Linked DNA regions of Homo sapiens: all the other regions are linked to region 1. Evidence: chromatin contacts called from ENCODE Hi-C or POLR2A ChIA-PET data. All regions are on one chromosome and are shown on one strand. Each heading gives the region's core, a stretch centred on a gene start or an enhancer-like site at or near the end of the contact. The rest is flanking DNA. Distances are from core to core; before and after follow the strand shown. Region 1 holds the start of WDR75 (WD repeat domain 75). Region 2 overlaps NAB1 (NGFI-A binding protein 1). Region 3 holds the start of NAB1 (NGFI-A binding protein 1). Region 4 holds the start of STAT1 (signal transducer and activator of transcription 1). Region 5 has its middle 70 kb from the start of NAB1.

Evidence for each region. A loop is a pair of places that touch in the nucleus more often than their neighbours do. ChIA-PET counts read pairs that join two places held with the same protein, here RNA polymerase II (POLR2A). Pooled maps may share reads with other maps.
Region 2: a loop to region 1 is called in a pooled map, with 5 times the contacts of the local background. The contact joins the enhancer-like site here to the promoter of WDR75 in region 1. A Hi-C loop is called at or near these places in 2 of 37 single-sample maps with no recorded cell type and 5 of 50 pooled maps.
Region 3: a map of CD8-positive, alpha-beta T cell shows a loop between it and region 1 (9-fold over the local background). The contact joins the promoter of NAB1 here to the promoter of WDR75 in region 1. A Hi-C loop is called at or near these places in 5 of 168 maps with a recorded cell type or tissue (CD4-positive, alpha-beta T cell, CD4-positive, alpha-beta memory T cell, CD8-positive, alpha-beta T cell and 1 more) and 11 of 50 pooled maps. POLR2A ChIA-PET finds 5 or more read pairs at or near these places in 1 of 52 experiments (T-cell).
Region 4: a map of CD8-positive, alpha-beta T cell shows a loop between it and region 1 (9-fold over the local background). The contact joins the promoter of STAT1 here to the promoter of WDR75 in region 1. A Hi-C loop is called at or near these places in 4 of 168 maps with a recorded cell type or tissue (B cell, CD8-positive, alpha-beta T cell and naive thymus-derived CD4-positive, alpha-beta T cell), 5 of 37 single-sample maps with no recorded cell type and 13 of 50 pooled maps. POLR2A ChIA-PET finds 5 or more read pairs at or near these places in 1 of 52 experiments (H1).
Region 5: a pooled map shows a loop between it and region 1 (6-fold over the local background). The contact joins the enhancer-like site here to the promoter of WDR75 in region 1. A Hi-C loop is called at or near these places in 2 of 37 single-sample maps with no recorded cell type and 6 of 50 pooled maps.

What each region holds. Positions count from the first base shown.
Region 1 is chr2:189,440,053-189,442,752 of GRCh38, forward strand. It overlaps WDR75 (WD repeat domain 75), which reads left to right and starts at 1,422. Exons shown (of 21, transcript NM_032168.3): 1 at 1,422-1,526. The coding sequence starts at 1,441. It also overlaps a transcript of COL5A2 not described here. RefSeq lists enhancers at 288-986, 758-917, 938-1,157, 1,418-1,547, 1,568-1,797 and 1 more.
Region 2 is chr2:190,677,333-190,680,032 of GRCh38, forward strand. The region is part of intron 6 of NAB1 (NGFI-A binding protein 1); the gene reads left to right. Among named protein-coding and RNA genes, the nearest start is that of NAB1, 30 kb to the left of the region's middle. RefSeq lists an enhancer at 1,406-1,455. Within about 2 kb of position 1,304, at least 4 of the 41 ENCODE cell types and tissues checked have a DNase peak (open chromatin) inside an H3K27ac peak, as active enhancers do.
Region 3 is chr2:190,647,823-190,650,522 of GRCh38, forward strand. It overlaps NAB1 (NGFI-A binding protein 1), which reads left to right and starts at 1,261. Exons shown (of 10, transcript NM_005966.4): 1 at 1,261-1,538; 2 at 2,024-2,160. It also overlaps a transcript of NEMP2 not described here. RefSeq lists silencers at 522-571, 582-631, 712-761, 792-1,161, 1,172-1,771.
Region 4 is chr2:191,012,775-191,015,474 of GRCh38, forward strand. STAT1 (signal transducer and activator of transcription 1) reads right to left here and starts at 1,397. Exons shown (of 25, transcript NM_007315.4): 1 at 1,244-1,397; 2 at 751-904. RefSeq lists enhancers at 750-1,069, 1,680-1,879, 1,910-1,989 and silencers at 1,160-1,359, 1,390-1,629.
Region 5 is chr2:190,717,821-190,720,520 of GRCh38, forward strand. No RefSeq gene overlaps it. Among named protein-coding and RNA genes, the nearest start is that of NAB1, 70 kb to the left of the region's middle. Within about 2 kb of position 1,436, at least 5 of the 41 ENCODE cell types and tissues checked have a DNase peak (open chromatin) inside an H3K27ac peak, as active enhancers do.

The DNA.
Region 1 (2,700 bases), core at 172-2,671:
CTTGAGATAAACCAAAATTATTAAATATCTCCCTTTCTAGTTCTGGCTCCCCAAATAATAAAGTTTTGAGCACTTTAATAAGCTAGACTCCTCAGTAAAAAGTAAATTTATCCCTGATTTTTACAGTGGTGCTGTCCCAGGATATGTCTTGACCTTTGTGAATATTGTATTTCTCCACCATAAATAAACTTATAGGTATAATCATGTGTGGCTTAATGATGGGGATATGTTCTAAGAAATGCATTTTAGGTGATTTCATCATTGTGTGAATATCACAGAGTGTACCTACACAAACCTAGATGGTACAGCCTACTACACACCTAGGCTGTACGTTATAGCTGATTGCTCCTAGGCTACAAATCTGAACAACATGTTACTGTACTCAATATTGCAGGCAATTGTAACAGAATAGTATTTGTGTATTTAAACACATAAAAGGTACAGTAAAAACACAGTATTATAATCTTACGGAATCACCATGTTATATGCATTGATTGAAAGATCCTTATGTGACATGTGACTATATTTGAGACCTTGGTAATTTTGTGGTAAATCCACAAATCAAGAAGCGAAATCAAAATAGGCAACATAATATACAGGGTCCAAGAATATGATACGTGTAAGTTTACAAAGGAAAACTGGAGATAAACTGGCAAAAATAAACATGTTGAGATTTTAGGGGTTCCTAACCCACAGATTCTATTCACTAATGGGAAAAGGTAAAACTCAGGAAACCAGAGACCAGCGCCCTGAAACCTGGCGGGACTGGCCGAATGTCAGATTAGCCCGAGCAGCTACACTGAACGCTGCGGAAGATGCACCAGAATCCCGGAGTAGGAGCCAGATTTCCAAAGGAAGAAAGCTAGGCCCTAGGACTGTGGAGATTCTGTAGTAACCTAAGCGATGTTCACAAGAACAGAAGAACGGCTAATGAGAGGAACAAAAAGCTGTACAAGGAAGAGAAAGCTACCTTTCCACCCAATAACTCAACGCTGCGACCGAGAAAACCAGGGACGCGAGAGGCTCGCGTCATCCTGCAGCGCCGACACCACAGACACTAGAAAGCGACGCCTCCGGTGGGACGACTGGAGGTCACGTGGTACACTATACGCCACCTTTCCCTTCTGGCGGAAAAAGCCATAGAGTCAGGTTGACAAGGCCTGAGAGAAATATGTCTGTATTAAATAATTGTGTATAGGTATATAATAAAAACTGATTGTCTCTAAATCTCTGTTTTGCTTTCACCTTTTCTTACAAGTGTCTTAGTTTGACATTGCCCACACAAAAGGTGCCTGCACGGAAGCGGAGTCCTACCACCGAGTCTCAGGCCTAGAAGGGCCCGGGGGTGGGTTCTGTGGGCTGGGAACAGCCTTATTACCCGGCTCAACGAAGGAAGTTCAGGGCGGGACCAGAGATTGGCCATTCCGCTACTGCGCAAAGATGGTGGAGGAGGAGAACATCCGCGTGGTTCGTTGTGGCGGCAGCGAGTTGAACTTTAGGAGAGCTGTGTTCTCTGCAGATTCTAAGTATGAGGGGCACCGCGCTTTGTCGGCTGAGGGGCGGGGCGTGAGTTTCTCGAGGGTCGGGGAGAAGGAATTGTCAGTCGCGTTCGGACTCGCCCGCCTGGCGGATATCGGCTTTGGGTAGAGCACGCGCCTGTGGGGGATCCCCAGGGTACCTGGGAGGTCCCGTTACCACTGCAGATTGGGTTGCGTCCCCCGATTCCTGGACAGTTTACCTGCAGGTAGATAAAGGCCCTGGAGCCGGTCTCCGTGTCGAGGATCTGGAAGGTGTTCGGGCGGCTGGAAAATGGTCCAGGGGTGGATGTGTATGCCACTACCTTTGCAGTACCTACTCTTTCGTACAGAATCATGTTTTGGAGTGACTAAAACCTAAAACTATTCCGCTTTTTCTACCCACTCCTCACTCCTGAAGCATAGTGCATGAAGCATAGTGCAGTCTTTTCGGAACTTTACATGAAAACAGATGTTAGATTCTTTATGAGATAAAAATACGCTAAGACTTGGTCTCTTTTCTCAGTGTAGCTGGAAACCAAACCACTCCCTGGCTTCAAAATCCACTTCTTACATTATGAAACCTTTGTAAGTTTCTTAATCTTTGCCTCAGTTGCCATCATCTGTAAAGGGGGACAATATTTAGTTCATCTCACGTGGTTATTGGGAGGATTAAATGCCTCAATATGTTAAAACTACAGACAACAATGCCCGGCACATAATGGCTCAATGTATGTAGCTGTAATCATTATTACTGTATTGTCAGGTTTTCAAATAACTTTAGGTAGGGTGGCACTTAATAAAATCAAAAAACCCTTTCTGCCTTAGAAGAGTAGAGATAGTATTTTATGAAAGTTTGTAGCCTCCACAATATTCTTTTTTTTTTTTTTTTTTTTTTTTTTGATGCAGAATCTCACTCTGTCACCCAGGCTGGAGTGCAGTGGCTCAATCTAGGCTCATTGCAACCTCCGCCTCCCTGGTTCAAGCAATTCTGGTGCCTCGGCCTCCTGAGTAGCAAGTATTATAAGCGCGGGCCACCACGCCCGCTAATTTTTGTATTTTTAGTAGAGAGAGGGTTTCGCCATGTTGGCCAGGCTGCCCTGGAACTCCTGGCCTCAAGTGATCTGCCCACCTGAACCTCCCAAAGTGCAGCGATTACAGTGAGCAACTGTGCCCGGCCCACCCC
Region 2 (2,700 bases), core at 54-2,553, 1.2 Mb after region 1:
TGAGATGGACATGGAGAAAAAGATCGCCTGCTAGCTTAGGTGTGCCTTAAGGAACCTACCATTTGGAATGAAATCTCTAGGGAAACGTTTCTTCAGCTAGTTAGTAAGTGAGGTTGGAATCCTTCTGCTTAGACGGAATGAATAACATGTCCACTGGAACACAGCCCTCTGTGAGTCCACTTTCAGCTGAAATGAAAATAGATTTTGTTTATTCTTACTTATCTTTTGAATTAGATCTAATTAAATCTTCTCATTCTGGGGCAATTGTAAAAATCGCTACTTTGTATTGCTTTTATTTTGTGTCAGTCCCTACTAGACATTTGGAATTCATTATCACAAACATTCTTGTCTAACCTATGTGGAGGCTTTATGATTTCCATTTTACAGCCAAGGAGAGACCCAGACAGGCTCAGTATCTTCACCTGTGTTGCCAAACTGCTATCCAGTAGCAGAGCCGGGGCTTCCTATCTATGTCTGATTCCTGAATGTCAAAGCAGTACCACCTTCCTAGGTGCTAATGATTATTCACAAAGCATCTTACCTGTGAAAAAAACACTATTGGGGTTATACCTTTCCTCCTAGTACCGTGTGAAGGGCGAAATGTGTGCAGGACTGGTAGTCTTTGAAAAGGGTGGATGGTGGCAGTTATTATTTTCTAATCCAAGAAATGTTATGTAGTAAACAGTTACAAGTTTTGAGTAGAAAATTTAACAATGTAAATTACAAAATATTTAAATATAAGAAATTTTCATTTGATATGCTGATTGTTTATGAGTAAAAACCTTGTGTTGGGAAGATACACAGAGTAAATCAGAAAAATTAGTTTGATTTCCTTATGTCCTACCTATGAAAGAACATATTTAAGGTGGCTTGACAGCTCATTCAAGGGGATGAAAAATCAAGAGCCAAAGTCCCTGGCTCTCTTGTCTTCTCCTAAATTTTTTTAAATGTTAGTTAAAAGTGAATTCAATTGGTAACCTTTCTTTTTCATTAAGAACACATTCAGTTCCATGAACAAATTTGTTATTAACTCCAATGTTATAAGTAACATCTTAGAAGGGAGGAAGGATATATAAAGCTACAGTCTCAGACCTGGTGATGGCAGCTGACTAACTGGACTGAGTGCTATTTCTCATTTGAGTTTTCTTCATTCGCTGAAATTGCTGGAGACTGGGCAGAGATGGGAAATGACAGCATTCTTGACCCTGTGGGAGTCAGAGGTGCAAAGCATTCAGAGATAAGTGGATGAAAGAAATGAGGTTTGTTAATAGAGCCCAGGAAGTCAGAGAACTGGGGCTTGAAGAAGAAAGACCTAAAGGAAACATCTGCTAGCAGTTCCAGCAAGGTGGGGGTGGGAGAGCAAGGAAGGGGGAGGAAAGAGGTTCAGAATATCCACCTACGCTGCTACTAAGCTTGTTGAAAAGAAAGCTGGTCTAATTTGACGTAGACTCTTCCCCTCTGGATCAGAAAAAACAGAAGCATTACAATATGCTATTCATACAGAAAGTGTGATTAGAAAAAAGGAAAATGCACATGTGGGGTTGAGAACATCTGCTGTAACAAGTCATCTAGAGACAGCTAAGCAGTGGCTTTAAAGCAGCTTGCTAGTGTTCGGCAGAAAGGATGAGGAGGCATGGGGATGGAGACCAATGGGATGAGAGTAATTAGGTCATGCACCAGCCTCCGTCCCATAGCTTTTATTTTCTCAGTGATCAGACCCAGAGTCTCGTCAGCAAGGAAACACTGTGATTAATGGCATCAGCCAAAAATATGACATGGAGATAGATTGCTCATAGTATGGTGCAGCTAGCTGGTGCCTGGGAAACAAGCTTACGAGACATAACGAAATTGTGCACCACACATAATGTGAAAGAGACCAGTTTCTTGGGAATGTTCTTACTTTTATTTCTAAGTCATATATTTTGGGGACCTTAAATCTACTTTATGTGACATGCAGTGATAGCTACTCGATTTTGTAGTTTTTCCATCCACAGTGAACTGTCAAGACTGTAGGAGTAAATAATGACTAATGTGCTCAGTTGCAGAGAGATCACTGATTACTTTGGATAATTGTTATTTATTACTTATTTTAGGCTTTTATTTATCTTTATTAATGGTGGAATAGTGTCCATTTTCTAGCAACTTTCACATGTAGAGTTTGAGGTTCCCCCATCCAGCTTTTTCAGTATTCTCATGGTTGAATAATCCTGACTTTAGTGCCACCAGGTATTTGTATGGCAATGTGTACTTTTCCAAGGTTCACTTATTTGCGTTACTTTATTTAATCCCCACAAACTTCCAGTGGGCAGATACACAGGTGGTGTAATCCTAATTTAAAAATTTGGATCACTGGAAATAATGAGGTTTACTTTTTTGCCTGAGATCACACAGCTGGTTCCTAATGTGAAATGCCTAGATCATACCTTTCTCCTGCAAGTTCTTCCAGAAACAGTATTGAGGCATTGGGGCTCATGGGGATTCTGATTGGTGCACTCCACTCAGATTCTGCTGATGAACTGATAACCCTCTAATCTGGGTCTCCAGCCTTGATTTTACCCCAAGCTCCAAACTCACTGCCCCTGCTTACCTGGCTTATCTACACACGGAGGTCTCACTAGCAAATGAGCTCAACCGAATTCATCAGTGTTCTGGCCCCTCCCAGACCTCGTGATCTTGAGTTCCTTATTCTAGAGAATGTCA
Region 3 (2,700 bases), core at 11-2,510, 1.2 Mb after region 1:
TCCCGCCTCAGCCTCCCAAGCAGCTGGGATGTCAGGCATGCGCCACCACGCCCGGCTAATTTTGTATTTTTTGTAGAGACGGGATTTCACCACGTTAGCCAGGCTGGTGTCCAACTCCGGACCTCAGGTGATCCGCCCGCCTCGGCCTCCCACAGTGCTGGCATTACAGGCGTGAGCCCTGGCCAGCCTAAGTACATTTTTGAAGGTGCTTTAATACTTTGGTTAGCAAAGTTTATGCAAACCAAAAAATTCTATATTGTGCCTTGGGAACTCTAATTTAGCACACACCAGCACTATACTAGCGCCGTAGTTTTTCTACACCATGGACACAAAAAACATTAAACAGTAAAATAAAAGGCAGATTTTCAGGAGGTTAAAAAGGTTGGAATTAAATTACCCGGCCAGCGCGACAGTTGTCAAAGCTGTACTTCGGACTCCCTGGTTCCATTCCTCCCTCCTCCTCCCGTCCCAACGCCAGAGCGGAGGTGGGGAGGGGGCAAGATGGGCGAGGCAGAGATGCTCTCCCAGCCGCCGGTTCTTCCAGCGCCGCGCACCTGCCGCCCCTTCCTCCATGCGGTCGCTGCAGCCTTCCCGCCGGACGCCTCGCCCCCCCGGGCAGGGGCGCACCTGGACCACCTGCCTCCCCGCCTCTGCCCCGAGCCTGCGGGGGCCAGGGGAGCCCGGCGCGCTGTTGTTTTTTTTTTTTTTTTTTTTTTAAAGTCAGCCTCCTAGAGGATGTTGGATTTGGCGGGTGTGCTCTTTGAAATACTATATCGGGAACCTCACACATAATTTTTTTTTTTTAATTGCAAACCTTCCCAGTTCACTCCGCAGCTGGAGAGCAGGCCGGAGGCGGCGTTCCCCACCCGTCTCCCTCTTTGTCGTCCCCTCCCCGCGCCCGGAGCGGGACTCGCGGGAGCCGCCCACTCCCGGCGCCCACTTGGTTCCTCCCAGCTGCCGTGTGAATGGGCCGTCCTCCGGATTCCGCGGAGGGGGCGGCGGGAAGGGGCCGAGCCCCGGGCCCAGCGGCCGCCCCCGCCCCCGCCCGGCGGCGGCCCACGCCGGGATCTGCGTCACTCGGCCGCGCGTGGGCGGGAGCCGGAGCGGCGAATGTAGCAAGAGCGGAATCTCCCAATGTGACAGCGCGGGGTGGGGGAGTGGAGGCGGCGGAGGCGGGCGGGGGAGGGGGAGGAGGGTGTAGCGCGCGCGGGGAAGGCAGGGGAGGGGAGGGCAAGGCGCGGCGGGGGAGGCGCTGCCGCCGCCGCCGCCGCCCGCGCGCCGCAGCCTGGAGGAGCCGCCGCCGCCGCCGCGGCCAAGCGAGCGCCGTCGGGGCGGGTGGGCGGGAAGAAGCGGCGGGCCCGAGGTGGGGGGGAGCAGAGAGAGCGCGCCCACCACCTTCCCTTCCCCCCTCGATGGGAGCGGGGGCGTCCCGGCTCCTGCAGCCGCCAGAGGAGGGAGAGCCGGGGGCCGTCGCTTCGGAGTTGGGGCTGAGCAGTCCTCGGGGAGAGCGCGCCAAGACCGCTGCAGCCGCTGGCTGAGTACGTACCGGAGCGGACGGTCGCCACTCCCGGTCCGCCAAGTGCGGGACACTTTCGCGGCTGAGCGGCCACGGGCGAACTTGGGGCGGCTGAGTCGCGGGGCCACGCGGGCACTTTGGGGGCGGTGTCCGGGGGAAGCGGGCTCCGCGCGGCCGCCGCCGGAAGGAGAGGGCGGCCCCGGGCTCGTGTGGGCGATTCCCGGAGACATTCTGTGTGCCAGGGCGGCGGGGAGCGCGGCCCTGACTCGTGCATTTTCCCTCCGAGAAAGGTTGGGGTGCCGAGTCCGTTTTGCTAACGGGGCTGGGGGCGTCACACGGCGCTCTGGGGGTGTGCGATGTGGGTTGTGCGCGCCGGCCCCAGAGTTTTGCAGCCACCTTCGTCAGGGCAGTCTTTTTGTTTGTTTACTTTATAAAAGTGCTGCACTTACCGTCTCGATTTTCTTCTTGGGTATCTTCCCTTTCCGAATGTAGTTTTCTTTTTAAAAGCGGAAGGAGAGTTTTACATGGAAGTGGCTTACAGAAACTTGGCGCTGAGGTGCAGGGAAGCCAGAAACTCTTTGTGTCTCTAAGGCCGATGAGGAATTTGGAAACACATGTGGGACATACAAGCGTTGGATATAGAGGTGTGTGTGTGTGACCTTATCATGGAGAAACACTGAAAATACTATCAAATCTTTGTGGTCTGCAAACTCAGAGCTTCCAAAGCTTGAGATAGGAAATGACACTTCTGTTAAGCCTGAATGTTGCAGGATCTCGGGGAAAGGGATAGTTGAGATGGAATATACATTTGTCGATTCTGCAGACCAAGCTTTGCAGCGAGTGATCGGGAGGAATCGTAGACTTGCATGTACTTACACCTCGCTCCCTGAGATTCGGGAGGCACGGAAAATTTTGGGATGGCTGTTAATTTAAAATTTCATCTGAAAGAGTCGATTTGGAGTAACTTGTCACTACCAGTTGGTTTGCCAGTGACGTGTCTGCCAACTCAAAGAGTGCAAAGATCAGAAGCTGAAAGAGGAATTCTCAGATCTTGTTTAAAAATATTTTGGCAGTTTTAATAGATAATATGAGATTGCATAGGAACAGAGGAGCCGAATTTAAAATAGATTAGTCACGTAGGAAATGCTTAGCTGTTGTAAAAGTGTTCACGCAATGACTTACCT
Region 4 (2,700 bases), core at 147-2,646, 1.6 Mb after region 1:
CATTTCTGCTTTGCTCCAGCTACTCGCCCTTGGAAACAGCCTCTCCACAAATTTTTGCGTCTCTAAATCCTATAGCATTCAAAGCTATGTACAAAAGCCCCTTCTTTCATAAAGTTGTCTGAGACTTACTCACAATTAAGCTTTCTTTGACTTGCGTCTCACTGAATTCTGTACCTCTATTAGAGCATCGGTTCCAGTTTTCCTTGTAAAGCTCTGTGATGCCTCCAGAGTCCCCGGCGGGGGAAGGTGGGTGGGGAGGGGGTAGAGTAGTGGGGTATTTTGCTTTTTAACATCTTATGGACCTTGGACAGTGCCCTGCATATACTATGTGCTCGAAACAGTTTGTTGAATTGAAATTATGTATATTTCAGACGGAATTAGAAAGTAAAAAGCAAACCATATTATGATCTCACAAGTGTGAGTCCAGCATCCTCATTAAGCAATGGTTGCACAATGGACTGTGCTGGAGGCTCAAGTCCTGTTTCTGTTCTATGAAAATAACTCCTTATCTATACAAACAACATTCAAAGCACAATCAACCACACCTCTGCATACCTACCACAGAACTCTTCAGTACCGGCCAGAAATTTTTTTAAGACTATATTATTTTGGGGTGGGGGGTCTGCAAAAACTAAACATCACTTTTAAACTCTAGGAAGACATTAAGCCCTTCCATCTTTGAACATAGAAACATAATTAAGATTCCGAAGTCATGTACTCATTCATCTGATTCCATGAACATTTACTGACCTGCCACCTTGTGCCCCAACAAGGGCCTGGGGATTCAACCAAAGGAGCAGCTACGCACAGCACGTTAGGTGCCAAGACTGTCGAGGTTATATACACAGAGTGCGAACGTTAACCTAGACAGCTCTCGAGGATGGCATACAGCAAATGAAACTTTCTGCGAAAAGAAGAAAACGTGACTGATGGAAAGGGGTGGAAACGGGAGAAAGTGACGGTAAATGGGAAGGTGCAGTGCCTTCTAGAGGAAAATTATATTTCACAAGTCCTCTTCACTGCCAGAGCACGACTGGCAAGGACAATCGTGCTGAGCAGTGCCATCTCCGAGAACAGGTGGCACTGCTCGCACTTGGAATACTCAGGACGCGTTCTTCCTCTGGGATCACTATTCGCGGGTCAGCACAGACGGCCCGTCCTCGCCCGGCGTCCAACTGCACGGCCCGAGGACTCTGTCCCTGCGCGTCCCACCCCCGGCACCCGGAACCTCACGGCCACTCACTCTGCGCGCAGGATCCGGAAGGGCTAGGCGGGGGCGCGGCGGTGCAGCCTCTCCCGAGCGCGCTGGGTCGCCTCTGCTCGGTCTGGGGTCTGCCAGGCGCGATCCCCCCGGTGCAGCCGAGCCCCTCCGCAGACTCTGCGCAGGAAAGCGAAACTACCCGGCAGGAGAAAAGGCAGCGCTGGCGCCCGGCCCCCTTCCGCCCCCACCAATCACCGGGCGGCTCCGCGCTCAGCCAATTAGACGCGGCTGTTCCGTGGGCGCCACCGCCTCCCTCTGCGGGCCGCTGCTCCGCCCACGCGCTGGGGTATTTCCGCCGGCTTCCGGCGGGGGCCGCCGGCTGGGTGAGCTGCAGCCCAGTCCCGTGTTGCCACGCTGGGAACTGGCGTTCTGTTTACATATCTTAGAGAACGATCAGAAGGACGTGCTGTGTTTGCAGAAGCCCAAACTTGGAGGTCTCTGTAGTAGTTTCATCGCCGAGAATCCAGGCAGAGGACAGATTTGGCGACGTCGTCATTCTAGAAGCTCCCTTTAGCAACTGACCTCCGTGTTGCTAAACCCAGGGAACGCTTTTCTGTTTTTCTCACTTTACTTGACAGCTCGGAAGCATGGGGCAGAGTTGACGCCTTTGTTCTTGAAACACGTTTCTTCCTTGGTCATGATGATAACACATCCTTCTTGCTTTTTCCTGCCTCTGGCATTCTTTCTACATTGCCTCCACCTCCACTATCAAACCATTATATGTTAAGGTTGTCAGGGTCCAGACATTCGTCAGCTTCTTTACCTGGGCTTCTCCTAAACGCTGTGCTGTGATGACCTCACCCACAGCTTCAGTTTCCTTCTAGATGGAGGAGTCTTAAATGCTTATCCCGTCCACACCTCTCCTCTGGGCTTCACACCTACAACTCCCACTTGCCTCTCCACTTGTATGTGCAGTGAGCTCTACAAACTATGTTCAGAACCAAACATCTTTCTCCTCAAACCTGCTCTTTTTCTAGAAATGGCACATGACAGATACCTAGGATTCATAGTTGACATTGCCTTCTCCCTCACCTCGCAACACCTGATCCTCAAATCTTAATTGATTCTTCCTCCTAAATATTTCCCAAGTCTCATTTACTCTGCTCCATCTCTTCTGCTGCCTCCTTCTGCAGTAGATTCCCGAATGGCTGCCTCACTTCAGCCCTTATCTACCTTTTAATCCATTCTCCATACAAGAGTTTGAGTGTTTTTTTTTTTAATTGAAAAGCAGATCATGTCATTTGCCAACCTGAAAATCCTTCCATGGCTTTTCTTTGCTCTTATAAAATTCAGTTTCTTAATACATACTATAAAGCCCTGGTTGCCCGATCTCTTTGTCCAACCCCATAATGTGCCACTCTGCTTTGCTTACTTCAGCATTTAGTTCTTCAAATAAACCACACTCTCCAAACTCAGGGACTTCTCACCCTGAGTTTGGA
Region 5 (2,700 bases), core at 186-2,685, 1.3 Mb after region 1:
AATAAAAACCAGTGGGGTGAATCACCAAGGGTAGGAGCAGATGGTAGAGACTGTGAAGTGGGAGGCATCTGTGGGGCTTCTGGAAAATTCACATAAGCATCAGTGAGGAAGCCAGTATTTGGATGTCTGCCACCAGCTGCCAGCCCTGGCCAGGCAGGTGAGAAACACTTGTCTGTCTCTCCTGTTCCTCCTCACTAGTCCACACAGATGGGAGGACTGCACAGAATAGAGGAGGATGCTGCCGGAGCAGGTGTGCTACTCCACACCCTGAGTCCCTCTGGTGGGGGCTGGCCAGGGCTGGCGGAGTGGACATTGGTCATTGCATTGGACCCAGACGGAAGCTTTAAATTGGACTTGCGAAAGGAAAATATCTTGGGCTTCCAAAATCACTAAGGAAAACTCAAGCTGGAAACTGCTTAGGGCAAACGTGTCTCGCATTCTATTCGCAGTCTCCCCTCTGCTCACTGAGATAGATTCATATCTGACTTGCCTCCTTTGGAAAGGCTAATCAGAAATCCAGAAGAATGTAACCGTTTGTGTATCAGCTATCTGTGACCTGGAAGCTCCCTCCCCGCTTCGAGTCTTCCTGCCTTTACTTCAAGTCGTCCTGCCTTTCCAGATGGAACCAATGTACTTCTTACATATGTTGATTGATGTCTCATGTCTCCCTAAAATGTATAAAACCAAGCTGTGCCCCGACCACATTGGGCACATGTCTTCAGGACTTCCTGAGGCTGTGTCATGGGTGCATCCTCAACCTTGGCAAAATAAACTTTCTAAATTAACCGAGCCCTGTCTCAGACCTTCAGCGTTCACAGACTATACCGAATCGGGCTGTTAATCTTTGAAAGTGACTGGAACCCTAGAGATCTAACCAAGATATTGTCAGGGAACTCAGCAGAGAGATCGTGAACATGGCAGAACTGAAGGCAAGTGACTGTAGAAAAATAAATTATTTCACGCCTGTACTTCCTACGAACAAGGATTGTTTAGTAAACTAGATGTGGTAGCCACGATTTTCATGATCAACAGAGTGGCAACAGGCAAGACTGAATGATGGGGCTTTGGGGAATTGCACTGGCGATGAATCACCCTGAGATTATGCAGGTGGGGTTTCCCCTGAAGGGACTGGAACTGCTCACTGCCAGCTGTCCTCAGAAGAGGTCAGTCATGGGGCGGGAAATCAGAATGCTGGGACTAGAGTCAGTCTGACTGGATTTCCCAGGAAAGGTGACTGTTGAGTCCCCAGGGCACTTCCTCCTGGAGGGGGAAGGACCTGTGCCTGGCACTGACTTATTCTCTGTTTTCTGTTTCCTTTCCATTGTCCCTGAACCTTTATTGTGATCTGATCAGTGTCTCAAATATTTTGACTTCTGATGTCCTGAGAGGAATTAAGGGGAAAGGTCCACAACCAACCCCTGAGGCAAAGCAGAGGAGGGTTATGACTTCTGTCCTCAGGCCACAGCAGTGGTGGCAGCCACAGGCACCAGCTGAGAACAGCTTTGCCCCAGAGGGACCAGTTTCTGAATACACATGACAGAGCACCTTGAGAGAGTCTCAAGATTCTTTAGCAGAACAGGGGACACTGGGAGTAGGGGCAGAGGGCACTCATTTTTGTCAATAAAACTAGTGTGAGTCAAACTACGATGGCTTCAGTTACACTATAAATAGAATTATCAAACAAGGGGACAAGCTCCTTGTCCCTACAAGTGCTTAAAAAATAAATATTTTTCTTTTAAGGAGTTTTCTAATGGTGTTCCTATGACATTAATTTATTAAACATTTAACATACTTTGCACTTACTGTATATCAAGCATTGTGCTAGGTTCCTTACATACAATTTCTATTAATAACCTGGTTTTGTAGTTGAGGAAACAGAAGCTTACAAAGTGAAATAAGTTGCCTTAGGTCTTGCAAATAATCAGTAGTAGAGACCCCCAAAGGTGAGCACACTAGAATACACCAGCCTAGTCGGGGAGGATGACCATCATGGAAAACCACTCACTGATGGAGATGTGCACAAATTGTTTTGGGCGCATATGACTTAGTGTTATGGGAAAGGGAAGAATAGAGGGAGTGGTCAGAGAAGGTATCTTTTTTTTTTTTTTTCTTGAGACAGAGTCTTGCTCTGTTGCCCAGGCTGGAGAGCAGTGGTGTTCAATCTTGGCTCACTGCAGCCTCCCCAGGTTCAAGTGATTCTCATGCCTCAGGCTCCTGAGTAGCTGGGATTACAGGTGTGTGCCATCATACCCGGTTAATTTTTGTGTTTTTAGTAGAGACGGGCTTTCACCATGTTGTCCAGGCTAGTCTTGAACTCCTGGCCTCAAGTGATCCTCCCACTTTGGCCTCTGAAGGTGCTGGGATTACAGGTGTGAGCCACTTCCCAGGCCCATTCAAGGCTTTTTAAAAGACGTGTCTCCAAGGCTGAGTCTTAAAGATGTGCAAGCAGTTAAAAGAAGAAGGAGGAAGCCTCCTGGGGGCAGGTGAGAGGAGGCTGACACTCCAGACGAAAGGGCCAGCCAAGTGATTCTCACAGAGATAGATCAATAAATATTAAGTTGAATGACAACATGGGCAAAGTCACCTAATCAAGACACCACATAGCTCTGGGGTGACAGGAGGAGACTCCATGCCTGTCAGGATGAAGTGCAGAGGGCGAGGCCAGGGAATGCCGGTGAGGCTGCAGATAGCACAGGTGGC